2 separate regions of the Mus musculus genome follow, and region 1 is linked to region 2. The links are chromatin contacts, found by POLR2A ChIA-PET in ENCODE. All regions are on one chromosome and are shown on one strand. The core of a region is the stretch at or near the end of the contact, and the rest is flanking DNA. Distances in the headings are between cores, read along the strand shown. Region 1 holds the start of Sppl2b (signal peptide peptidase like 2B). Region 2 holds the start of Gadd45b (growth arrest and DNA-damage-inducible 45 beta).

Region 1 (5,584 bases), core at 1,324-3,823, 75 kb before region 2:
AGGTTTCTCCCATCCCTGTGCTAGTCCCTGGCTGTGCTGTGCTCTGCCCTGGACCACGGTGTCTGATCAAGGTGTCTCCATGGCTCTGGCTTCTCCAAAGATCAAAGTTACAGAGCAGGAAGGGAGGGAGATGCTCACATGGGCAATTTTATTAAAAAACAAAACAAAACAAAACAAGAACAAAAGACCAAAACATCACACAGAAGTTCACCCCATAGAAGGAAGATCCCTGGGGCTGGACCGCTCTCCTTTGCTGCTAAGTGTCCTGCTGCTGCACGAAGGGGTTGGGGATGGCCTCCATGCCGTCCTGTGGGCAGATGAGCACCACCGAGGTGCCACGACATACGACAAGCCCCAGCTGCCGAGTGTCCTCCGTCAGCTTGTACTGGTCATCAGGGTCTGGTAGGATGAGAGGCAAGAGGACTGAGGTGCATATCTATCCATAGGCATGCCACAGCCGGGACCTCAGGGGCCTGAGAGTTCTCACTCACAGCTTCTGGGGACTGACAGATCCAGATGCTCTCAAAACACCTGACCAGCAGAGTCTAAACCACAGAACCACGAAGGTGGCTGAGGGAGGAGCCAGACATCTCCAACTTCAAGAACGCTAGAGCCCATGCTGACCCCGTAAACACCAAGGGCATCTACTGAGCAGCAGATGCACTGGAGAGGGTGGGCAACAGGAGGAGCTGGTAAGCAGTCAGACATAACTGTCACGAGGGCTGGAGACAGGAAACCTGGTGTGGGGGGCAGGGGTCTGCTCAGGGCACTACAGGGTGGACCTGCTTATACAGAGCTGAGATCCAGTGAGCCTTGGAGTCTCTGATGCAGGTAGACATTCCTGGCCGAGGACAGCGGCCACCATTCCTGCTGTCCTGAGGGCTGAGGATAAAGCCAGCTACCTGAGGAGAGTGAGCTGGAAGTCTCAAGCCTGAGGCCCTCCCGGCAAGCACACCAGTCCTCTGGTGTTCCAACACTGCACCCTAAGTCACCACCTGCTGTAATCTGACCCCACAGGTCCCCAGCACCGTCCTACAACAACCTCGGCCGGCTCACCTCTCATGTACTCCATGGTCCCATCCAGCACCAGGTTGAGCAGTGGGTCAAAGCCCTTCAGGATACCGCTGGCTTGAGGAACACGGGCGAGACATGGAGAAGAATGTCAGTCCACCCCGTAACACATATAGAACCTGGTATGGCAGCTCAGGAACAGTTGCCACCACAGAACTCATGAGTAAGTAAGTGTGGTGGCCTAGTCACTGTGACTCCAACCCTCTTCTTTCCAGTATGGAAGGTGCTATATAGTGTCCATAAAACTTTATTGTCACCCATCCATGCAATCTGAAACAGTCTCCCCCCCCCCCCCCAGGGTCTCATGTGCCCAAGCTGGTCTCAGACTCACTAGGCAGCCTGATCCTCCTGTCTTACCCCTAGTGTTGGAATGCCAGGCTTATACAACCACGCCAGGTTTACACGGGGTTGGGAATAGAACTCAGGGCTTTATGCATGCTAAACCAGCAATCTACCCACAGACATACAGCCCCACCCATGGTTGATTCTTGGAGACAGATCTTGCTACATAACTTAAACTGGCCTGGAACTTTCAATCCTTTCATTGGGAAACCTTCCAGGTTCCTGCTGTGTCCAGGTGCTTAAGAACAGGGCTTCCTATCACCTCCTTCCACCTCCTCGTGGGTCCTGGCCCCTTCCTTCAGGATCCATCCATACTGGTCTGGGTGCTAATCTCACTTGACTCCTTTCCTGGGGCTCTGTTTCCCCACCCACAATAGGGGCATACCTTTCAATGGTACACAATAGCCCAAGCCATTATTGGAACGCCTGTACTAGGTGGCTTCCCTTGCTTGCTGTGACCTCAGCCAAGCTCTGTGTCAGGGAGCCCTGCGGTAGGCACTCACCTTCCCGGCCACCCTGGAACTTCACCCGAATGGTCTTATCGATGTACTTGGAGAGGTCCAAGATGCTTTCTTTCTTCTTTTTCTCTTTGTCCTGCTGGGAGGTGGGGCGCTGAGGAGAGAGGTCCAGCCTCCCCATATCCCTGTAGCCTGGGCATGGCACCCAGGGACTCCTTTCCAACTCAGGCTCCCAGAACCCTGGGTGCATCCTCACCTCCAGTGTCTGCCTAATTGAATGCTATGCCCGAGTCTGCATTTCTGTCTGCATGCCCACGTCCTCATCTGCATCCCTGGATACCCCATCTGCACTGTTTCCTGTACGCACCCCTGTCTGCCTGGTCTGCAACCCCCACGTTCCGCGTCTGCATCCTCATGTCGGTCGTCTGTTTTTCATGTCACCTGGTCTGTACCCATGGCTTCCGTCTGCAGTCCCACGTGGCTCCCATCCTTCAGCACCCTGTCTCCCTACTCTAGGGCGTCCGTCACTCTCCTTTCAGTCTTTCTGCTCTCGCTTCCACAGACCCTCGATCCCGCGGCCCTGCTTTCCACGATCTAGACATGCTCACCGCCATCTTGTCGCCTCACGTCGCTCTGCGCAGGCGCCGCCCCGCCCTTTTCTAACGCGGAGGCCTTTGCGCACGCGCAGCCTCGGCGCAAGCACGTTGCGGCGTCCCGAAGGCGTTGCCAGGAAACCTTCCGCCTAGAGCTGCGGGGGGACCGGCGGACATGGCCGCGGCGCGGCTGGCCGCAGCTTTGCTGCTACTCGCGGCCCAGGTGAGCGCCACGGCCGATCGGCCCGGCCCCCCAACTCCTGACCGTGCCCTTGACCTTGCGGTCCACTCGCTCATTGCCACCGCAGACTTCTGGCGGGGCTTAGCCCGCCCTGCGCCCCGGGGCCCCAACCGCCGCCGCCGCTGTTCCTGCCAGCCTCAGTTTCCCCTTTTGCAGAATGGGGCGAGTTCCCGCGCTCCATCCCCGGGGCGTCCAGCGCGGCCCCCGAGGTGCATGCAGCCCGGCACCCCGGCTTCTGTTCTGTGACCTTGGGCGGAAGGGGGTCCCCACCTCAGGGTCGGTGCAGAACGCTGGGGACGAGCTTCTGCTGGGACGCCTCAGGTGTGCGCGGGGTGCGCCCTGGCAGGAGGCTGGCTTCTGGTGTGCTTTGCTTTCTGAGAGAGGTGGCATGCTGGTCTCGAACTCGGCGTAGTCCAGGCTAGCCTTGAACTCACTATGTAACCCATGTTGGCTTCACACTCACTCTGCAGTCCAGGCTGCCCTCCAACTTGCTCCGCAGCTCAGGCTGGCCTCCAGCTCGCTCTGCAGTCCAGGCTGGGCTCTGACTTCCCATGTTGCCCTGGCTGTCCCTGTGCACCCGGTGAGGCTTGGCTAACCTGGAACTCAAAGCAAAACACCGGCCTAGTTATCTCACGCGCCGCATCGCAACTCCTGGCTTAGTAGAGTCCTTTCTTGTTTTGTCTTTGTGGCTCCAGCCTTCAGTCCCAGATCCTGGAGTGTTGCATCCTTGGGTCTTGGGCCGGTTTGAAGGGTGGCCAGTGCGTCCTGCTACTGTGTACGCTCTTGTCTTGTGAAACAAGAGCCCAGGTCATTTTTAAAAATACTTTTTCTTTTCCTTTTTGAGATTACAGACTTTTGTGACAGGGTCTCCCTGTATGGCCCAGGCTGGCGGTGGGCTTGCAGCTCTGCCTCAGCCTCCCCGGTGCTGCCACAACTGGCTGGCATGTGCCTCCTTGATTGGCTAAGCTTTAAGGCATTCCTCACACATGTGGTTCCTGGGCTCTCCACCATGTGGCCAACATCTCTCTTTGGCTGCTTTTATCCCCACATCCTGTTCTTGGCTGAGCATGAGCTTTTGAAAGTGTGTCAGGGCTTGCTGCATCTGGCCAGTGGGCCAGGGCTCTACATCATATTTAGCAGGCCACTGTCCTCTGGAAACTGCCCTCTTTGTGCAGGTGCCGTCCACCAAGGCTATTCTGGTTTCTCCTTGTCTTTTTTTTTTTCTTTTCTCTTTTGATGGAGGAACTCCCCTGGCTATGCCATCTCTCCTGGCTGGACCTGCCCTGGGGCCAGTCCATGTCTTTTTTTGTGGGTCTCTTTTTTTGCTAGTCTGATGGAGGGCTTTCAGGGACAGTGACAGTGACAGGTTCTGAAGGATGAATAGGAGTTTGCTGAGGACGGGAAAGGAAAGGGGCCGTGGGCATCAGGTGCTGACCCAAGGTGTAAGAGATGGTGTTTTCCTGGGATGAGCTGATTTCAGTGTGCATGTGGGTCGTGTTCCTGCAGAAGGGAGTGCTTGCTCTTGGGGAAACTGTTTCCACAGAACGACGAGACTTCAGTTCTTACTCAGGGCTAGAGGCTTTGGGAGGAAAGGGTGGGCCTGGCTGGACAGTGAGTCTGTGTGCTGGGGAATTGCTGGGCGGGTGATGGGTGTCGCCTGGACTTTATCCTGCATGGTTTAGATGCACCTACTTCTCATATCTGGTGGGGAGCAGACAGGGTGCCATTCTTGGCTGGGTTGCAGCCTGGTCCTGGTGCCCAAGAGTAAAGCTAACTGAGTGAGAACTGGCATGGTGGCAGTCCTGGACCCCGGGGCTTTTTGTGATCCTGACTTAGAGACTTGATCCCAAGTTGTTCCTGCTGGCCTGGTTTCCTACCCCTTTGAGGTGGTACTGGGGGCTGTGTCTACGTGAGGATGCTGTCGGGGCTTCTGGTCTCCAGGTCTTCCAGGTGTGATCAGGACACAGTGCCTTAGAACTGGTTCTTGGAAGAGCCTGACCTGTTAAGAGTGTCATTGTGCTGTCCCCTTGGTGACGGAGTAGAAAGGCTGCCGTGTGAGTGTGTGTGGTGGGGTGGGGTGGGTGACCGTGAATGCGCCTTTGTGTGGTCAATGATCACTGTGAAGAGAGGCAGTTCTACCCGTTTCCGTTTTACACAAAAGCCACTTTTCACAGAGAGCCCATCCTGGGTCCACACAGCGCTGCTGTGCTCTGACAAGGGGAGCTCTCTGCTCTGCAGGCCCCTGTCACCATTGCTCCACTGCTGGGGGAGGGGGGAGAGGAACCATGGTCACAGGACTGAACTTATTTGTGTGCTGCTAAAACTTCATAAACACAAAAGGCAGGCGAGTTTGAGATGTGAACTCTGGCCCCCCTGTGGCCCCCAAATCCCTCATGGAAGGAACTTTGTGGGAGGGGCACATGGCTGGTGGGTGTCTAGGGCCACATGGAGGTGCTTGGGGGTGTCCTGAAGTGCTTGGGGGTGGGTTCTGATTTTTCCCAGGGTGGAAGGAGGTTCGGGAAGAGGCTGGAGTGGGCGTGTAGCTCTGAGACCAACTGATCTGAGCCCTGTGGTCTCAGTTGTCCTCTGCCCCTGCCCTCCCCTGAACTGGTGATGGCTTCAGCTCAGGGCCTTCCTGGGCACACCCAGCTGCCTGGAGAGGCAGACAGGGATAATATCTTGGGGACAGTTGGTGTCAGGGGCTCAGCTCTCTCTGGAGAGGAGTAGGGCCAGCACTAGGTCCCTGCAGGGGACGCTTAAAAATGAGGTCCCCAGCTGCTTGCACTGTGTGTGGTAAGCATCTCCAGTGAGGACTGGGGTGACCTGGGCCTTCCTCATGCTGCCATGTTGAGATCAGGGCCTCCTGCAGTGTTTCAGGC
Region 2 (5,913 bases), core at 1,152-3,651:
TGCCCCTGCTGTTTGTTTTGCTTTGTCTTGTTTTGGTTTCGTTTCGTTTTGGTTTTTCGAGACAGGGTTTCTCTGTGTAGCCCTGGCTGTCCTGGAACTCACTCTGTAGCCCAGGCTGGCCTCGAACTCAGAAATTCGCCTGCCTCTGCCTCCCAAGTGCTGGGATTGAAGGCGTGTGCCACCACTGCCTGGCAACAACCAGTGTTCTTTAAGGCTGAGACATCTCTCTAGCCCCACCCCCAGGTTTAAAACAGGGTCTCATTTAGCCCAGGCTAGTCTCAAACTCACTACATAGCCCTGGATGATCCTGACCTACTGACTGATCTTCCGGTCTCTTCCTTCCTAGGGCTGGGATGACAAATGTGTACCACCATAGGGTTCGTGTGGTACAGGGGTGGAAAACAGCGCCTCACACATGCTCAGTACGTGCTCTGCCATTGAACCATTGCTACAGTCCAGCAGCCAATTTAGACTATTAAAATACACATCTAGTAAAGTTTACTTATTTGTGTGTGAGGACACAGTACACTTTGGAGTAGGTACGGAGATCAGAAGACAATTCGCAGGAGTCAGCTCGAACCCTCCATCCTGTGGAGGATGTCTTGCCCTTCATGTTTGATATTTAAAATACTGTATGTATAGATTATTCCAGGTTGGGCTATAGCGGTATGTAGATATTGGTGATGAGCTTGCTAGGCATCACGAAGTCCTGGATTCATCACCAGCATCGAAAAAAAAATTAATAAAAAAAAAATCGCTGGGCAGTGGTGGCCCACGCCTTTAATCCCAGCAAGCACTAGGGAGGCAGAGGCAGGCGGATCTCTTGAGTTCGAGGCCAGCCTGGTCTACAGAGTGAGTTCCAGGACAGTCAGGGCTATACAGAGAAATCTGTCTCAAAAAAAAAAAAAAAAAAAAAATCATTCCAAGTGTTCTCTCCCCCTCCCTTTCCGGAAGCTGCGTGAGCAGAGACCTCATGAGGCCACCAGGTGTCGCCGCCGCGCCTCTCACGCCAGGGACATTTCGCATGCTGGGTGGGTGGCGCGGAGGAAGCAGGATGCGTCACCAGACCCGGGATCGGGGGATCCGGGGATCCGGGGAACCGAGCCGCGCGGCCGAGGCCAGGACCCAGGCTGGCGGAGGAGGCGACTCAGGGTGATTCACCGGGAGCCCCCGTGCACCGTGGGAGAATCCCACGCGGGTCTATCTGCCTCGCTCGTGTCCTTGCTGTCGACTACCAGCCCTCAAGCTGTGGCTTGGAACGCCCTTGGAAGCCTCAGTTTCCATTTTGCATAATGCAGATATCAATTCCTTTGCCTGACAAATCTTGGAAAGATAAATGACACGCGTGGAAGAAGGGGCTTGTGCTTCATGCTACGCACTACAAAAATGCCAGGGACATAAGAGCGGCTGCCTTTCAGTCACCTCTCCCCGGGTCAGTACCCTTCGGGTTTTGCCACTTGGCTTCCCCCTCAGGGGTTAAGTGTGGCGAATCGATCTGAGGATAGACGGTGAGGCAGCCGGCAGGGGGCAGGGTCACTCCGCAGAGCGTCTGGAGGGCTCTTCACCTGCGCCTCCCGTGCACACGTGAAATTCTCGGGGTGCCGGGAGGAGGGAGAAAGGGTTCCGGATCTCTCCCCCTGCGATCCCTTAGTGCTCTGCAGCCAGGACCCCTGGGGCACCGCCAAGCCACCTACCACGACCACTAGGAAGCTTCCTGTGTGCCTCTCCTCCCGCGACCCTGGCCTTAGAGGGCTGAGCGTTCTCAAAGCACCTTCGTGCTGGCGATGCTAGGGTGCCTTGGTAGTTCTCACTTTGGGGAGAGGATCCCACCGTCCTCAAACTTACCAAACGTTTACTGTATACCCTAGACGTTATTTAAACACTCTCCAACTCTACAAGGCCGGCAGAACACTTAGTAAGCCTCCTGGCGCATGCACATCCCTTCTTTCAGAGCTTGGGAAAGGCTAGGGACTCTCCGGGGACAGCGAGGGGATTCCAGACAGCCCTCCCCGAAAGTTCAGGCCAGCCTCTCGCGCTGGAAACCCCGCGCGCGGCCTGCGTAGCGCGGCTGCCGGGAAATCAGGAGAGAAACTTCTGTGGTTTTTTTTTTTTTTTTTTTTTTTTTTTTTTTCTCTCTAGAGCTCTCTCTCTAGAGCTCTCTGGCTTTTCTAGCTGTCGCCGCTGCTGGCGTTCACGCTCCTCCCAGCCCTGACCCCCACGTGGGGCCGCCGGAGCTCCGAGCTCCGCCCTTTCCATCTCCAGCCAATCTCAGCGCGGGATACTCGGCCCTTTGTGCATCTACCAATGGGTGGAAAGCGCATGCCTCCAGTGGCCACGCCTCCACCCGGGAAGTCATATAAACCGCTCGCAGCGCCCGCGCGCTCACTCCGCAGCAACCCTGGGTCTGCGTTCATCTCTGTCTTCTTGGATTAATTTCGAGGGGGATTTTGCAATCTTCTTTTTACCCCTACTTTTTTCTTGGGAAGGGAAGTCCCACCGCCTCCGGAAGGCCTCCGACACTTCTGGTCGCACGGGAAGGTTTTTTTGCCTCTTGGGTTCGTATCTGGACTTGTACTTTGCTCTTGGGGATCTTCCGTGGGGGTCCGCTGTGGAGTGTGACTGCATCATGACCCTGGAAGAGCTGGTGGCGAGCGACAACGCGGTTCAGAAGTGAGTACAACAGAGGCTGAGGTCTTCTCGCCCGCCGCCTGAGGTCTGCGGGGCTGTCATCGGCTAATCTCCCCATTTGGCCTTTTAGGATGCAGGCGGTGACTGCCGCGGTGGAGCAGCTGCTGGTGGCCGCGCAGCGTCAGGATCGCCTCACCGTGGGGGTGTACGAGGCGGCCAAACTGATGAATGTGTGAGTCAGCACCCCCCTTTCTCGGGCGTGGGTGGGGGCGCCCCTCTGATGCACGCGCGCTCCAACATCCCTATAGGGCTCGGGGCTTTGGGGGACTTTCCCAGCGCTCTCGGTTTTGGGGAGTGGAGGGCGACATTTCTCAGAGAATTTTTTTTGGGGAGGAGGAAAGAGAGTCGCTGCAGAACCCTGACTTCGCAAGTTTGAGGTTTTGTGTTTTTTGTTTTGACAAGGCAACCCCAGTAACTTTGGACTATGTGCTTCCTCCCCCACCGCCATCAGTATTTGCATAGTCGGCCACCCCAGCACCCGTGCAGTACTGCGGCTGGGGGGCTGTTCTTATATACACTCCTGATGCACGATGGGTCTTGTCCACCCTTCCCGCCTGCGGTTCCTGGAGCTCATATCCCCCTATCCCACCCCGTGCACGGTGACACCCGCTCCTGGTCTGACGACCCCCTGACACTCCTTCTCTCCTGCAGGGACCCCGACAGCGTGGTCTTGTGCCTCCTGGCCATAGACGAAGAAGAGGAGGATGATATCGCTCTGCAGATTCACTTCACCCTGATCCAGTCGTTCTGCTGCGACAATGACATTGACATCGTCCGGGTATCAGGCATGCAGAGGCTGGCGCAGCTCCTGGGGGAGCCGGCGGAGACATTGGGCACAACCGAAGCCCGAGACCTGCACTGCCTCCTGGTCACGGTGAGCCCTCCCCCCCCCCACGTCTCTGTCTCTCTCTCTCCCCGCCCCACCCACCCGTCCTGGTCACCTGGGTCCCGTGTTTGTCAACATAGCTGGGCTGGCTGGTCCAGCACCAGCTCAGTGCCCAGCCATGCTTGGCATGTCCCGTGGGCTGCCTAGTCACCCTGGCAGCTATTTTGAGCCAGCCTGTTTTTCCCCAGTAGGGCCCCTGGCGCTGAACAGAGGCTCCCTACCTAACTCCTAGAACTCCCACTAAACCCTTCTTTTTCTCCCTCCAACAGAACTGTCATACAGATTCCTGGAAAAGCCAAGGCTTGGTGGAGGTGGCCAGTTACTGTGAAGAGAGCAGAGGCAATAACCAATGGGTCCCCTATATCTCTCTAGAGGAACGCTGAGACCCACTCCAAACATCTAAAGCAACTGTCGAGTTGCTGTCCCCTAAAAAAAGTAAATAAAATACATATTTGACAGCCCCCTCATCCCCCAGAACAATCCCTCAAAGGCTACCCTACCCGTGATACCTTCTGGGAGGGGCGGAGTCACCGAGACTGAGATGAGGAGAGGGGCACGTGCGCCCGCCCGCCCTCTGGGCTGTGGAGCCAGGAGCAGCACCACAGGTGGTCGCCGAGGTCGGAAGGAGGGCACCTCAGGCAAGAGGAGACTGAGACTTTAGAGCCAAGGCCTGGCAGTCCTGCAGCCAGCCTCTGCTCGCAGCCGCAGACGGTCTGGACACCGCCGCAGGGGTGGGGTGAGGCGTCCCCCACCCTGCGGGACAGTGAACTGTGCATAAGTCAGCGGAGGGCGACGACCCTCGCCGCGGGACCCGGGACTCGAGCCCGGGACTTCGCAGCTACAGCACATCTATTTTTAATATTGTGCTGAGCAAGACAGATCGCTTGCATATTTTTAAAAATTTCTACTACAGAGACATTCCAATAAACTCGTTAAGCCTTCGTGTTCTCGTTGTATTTTACCCCCGCTCCCACCGGCCCCTTCTGCCTACCCTGTGTCGCGCCATGGGCCACCAACCCTTGTTAGGAGCTCTGAGCTCAGCAGCTCTAGACGCTGCTGCCGTCTGCTGTAGGCGCCACCACCCAACTCCAGCTTCATAGCAATTAAGACGCGGGTTTATTACGAAACCTGGCGGCCCATCCCCCACTGTTACCCACCGTGCTGGAGCCCGGGTCTGAGAACGTCGGGAAGAGGACTGCAATCTCCGTCCCCACCCTACTGACCTGCCACCTCTCAATTGAAAGACCAGAGAGGTGGTGAGAACGCCTGAGGCGGCTCAGCTGGGGGCCTCTGGGGGGTGGGGGATGATCCCTGTCCTCCCCTGGGGACGCACCCTAGGTCTCTTGTTCCTGGGATGGGCTCTGTGGATGCACAAAGGGAAAAAAATGCTTTTTCATTCTTTCCCCAAGCTTAAAATCAACAGTAGGAAACACCCTGGAAGCCTTGGCACCCGCTGCATCTCTCTCCAAAACGAAACTACCCGGCCCATCCCAGGGCTCCCCTGCTTCGCTAGCCTCAGTTTACCAGCGACCTTTCCACCAAAACCCTCGTGGGTGGAGAAAATCCCCGGGGGCGCCCTGGGAGTCACACGCGAGGGGGGAGCCCCAAGGAGGGGAGTCCCCAGAGACCGGGTGTAGGGTTTGGAGGAGGGGAAGGGTATCTGGGGTGCAGGGTGTGGGGTAGGGAAGGAGAGAAGCTGGGGTGTTGGGCTTGCTAGAGCACTAGCCATGGGGGCGGGGAGGAGCGAGTGAGGGGAGATTAAGAGTTAGGCTACATACAGACTGGAGAGTCTTGGAGTGAGACACAGGGGAGAGGGTCACCTTGGGGGGCCGCTCAGAGGTATTAGGGTGAGAAAATGATCAGGCTGGAGCCTGAAGGAGTGAGAGAATTGGCAGGGGTGGGTTTGAGGGGATGGGGTGAGATGGGGCCACTGGTGGTCAAGATGTGGACTCTCGAGTTCCCAGTCTCTGCCTGCAGGCAGTGGCCCCAGGCAGGTACATGTTAGCTCTTCCCTTAAGGGCTTGTAACCTGCGGTCCCTTTTCTAACCTGGCGGCCTCCTTAAACAAACAAGACACCTAACACTTTTTTGCCTTGTCTCAGTTTCTCCCTCTGATAAATGTCCTCCATTCCAAAGTTCTGAAGTCTTCCTGGCAGAAATCGCTATGAATACCTGGTTCGCTGACTCAGCCATACCAGCCCAGCGTCTTCCTTCCACACTCAAAACTACTCCAGCCTCATTTTCCCCCCAGAAAAAGATACTGGAGCTCAGAGCTTGGCTTGCAGTCTGGAATTATGGGTGGGGGAGGGGAAAACTCTAGCCGGCTGAGAGGAGACTCCA

What was found. ChIA-PET counts read pairs that join two places held with the same protein, here RNA polymerase II (POLR2A).
Region 1: POLR2A ChIA-PET joins it to region 2 with 19 read pairs in embryonic stem cell. The contact joins the promoter of Sppl2b here to the promoter of Gadd45b in region 2. POLR2A ChIA-PET finds 5 or more read pairs at or near these places in 4 of 5 experiments (Patski and embryonic stem cell).

Annotation. Positions count from the first base shown.
Region 1 is chr10:80,852,702-80,858,285 of GRCm38, forward strand. Sppl2b (signal peptide peptidase like 2B) reads left to right here and starts at 2,574. Exons shown (of 15, transcript NM_175195.3): 1 at 2,574-2,687. The coding sequence starts at 2,640. Lsm7 (LSM7 homolog, U6 small nuclear RNA and mRNA degradation associated) reads right to left here and starts at 2,508. Exons shown (of 4, transcript NM_025349.2): 1 at 2,480-2,508; 2 at 1,917-2,007; 3 at 1,057-1,128; 4 at 124-399. The coding sequence starts at 2,485. The coding sequence ends at 257.
Region 2 is chr10:80,927,690-80,933,602 of GRCm38, forward strand. It overlaps Gadd45b (growth arrest and DNA-damage-inducible 45 beta), which reads left to right and starts at 2,402. Exons shown (of 4, transcript NM_008655.1): 1 at 2,402-2,670; 2 at 2,759-2,860; 3 at 3,340-3,562; 4 at 3,844-4,515. The coding sequence starts at 2,627. The coding sequence ends at 3,957.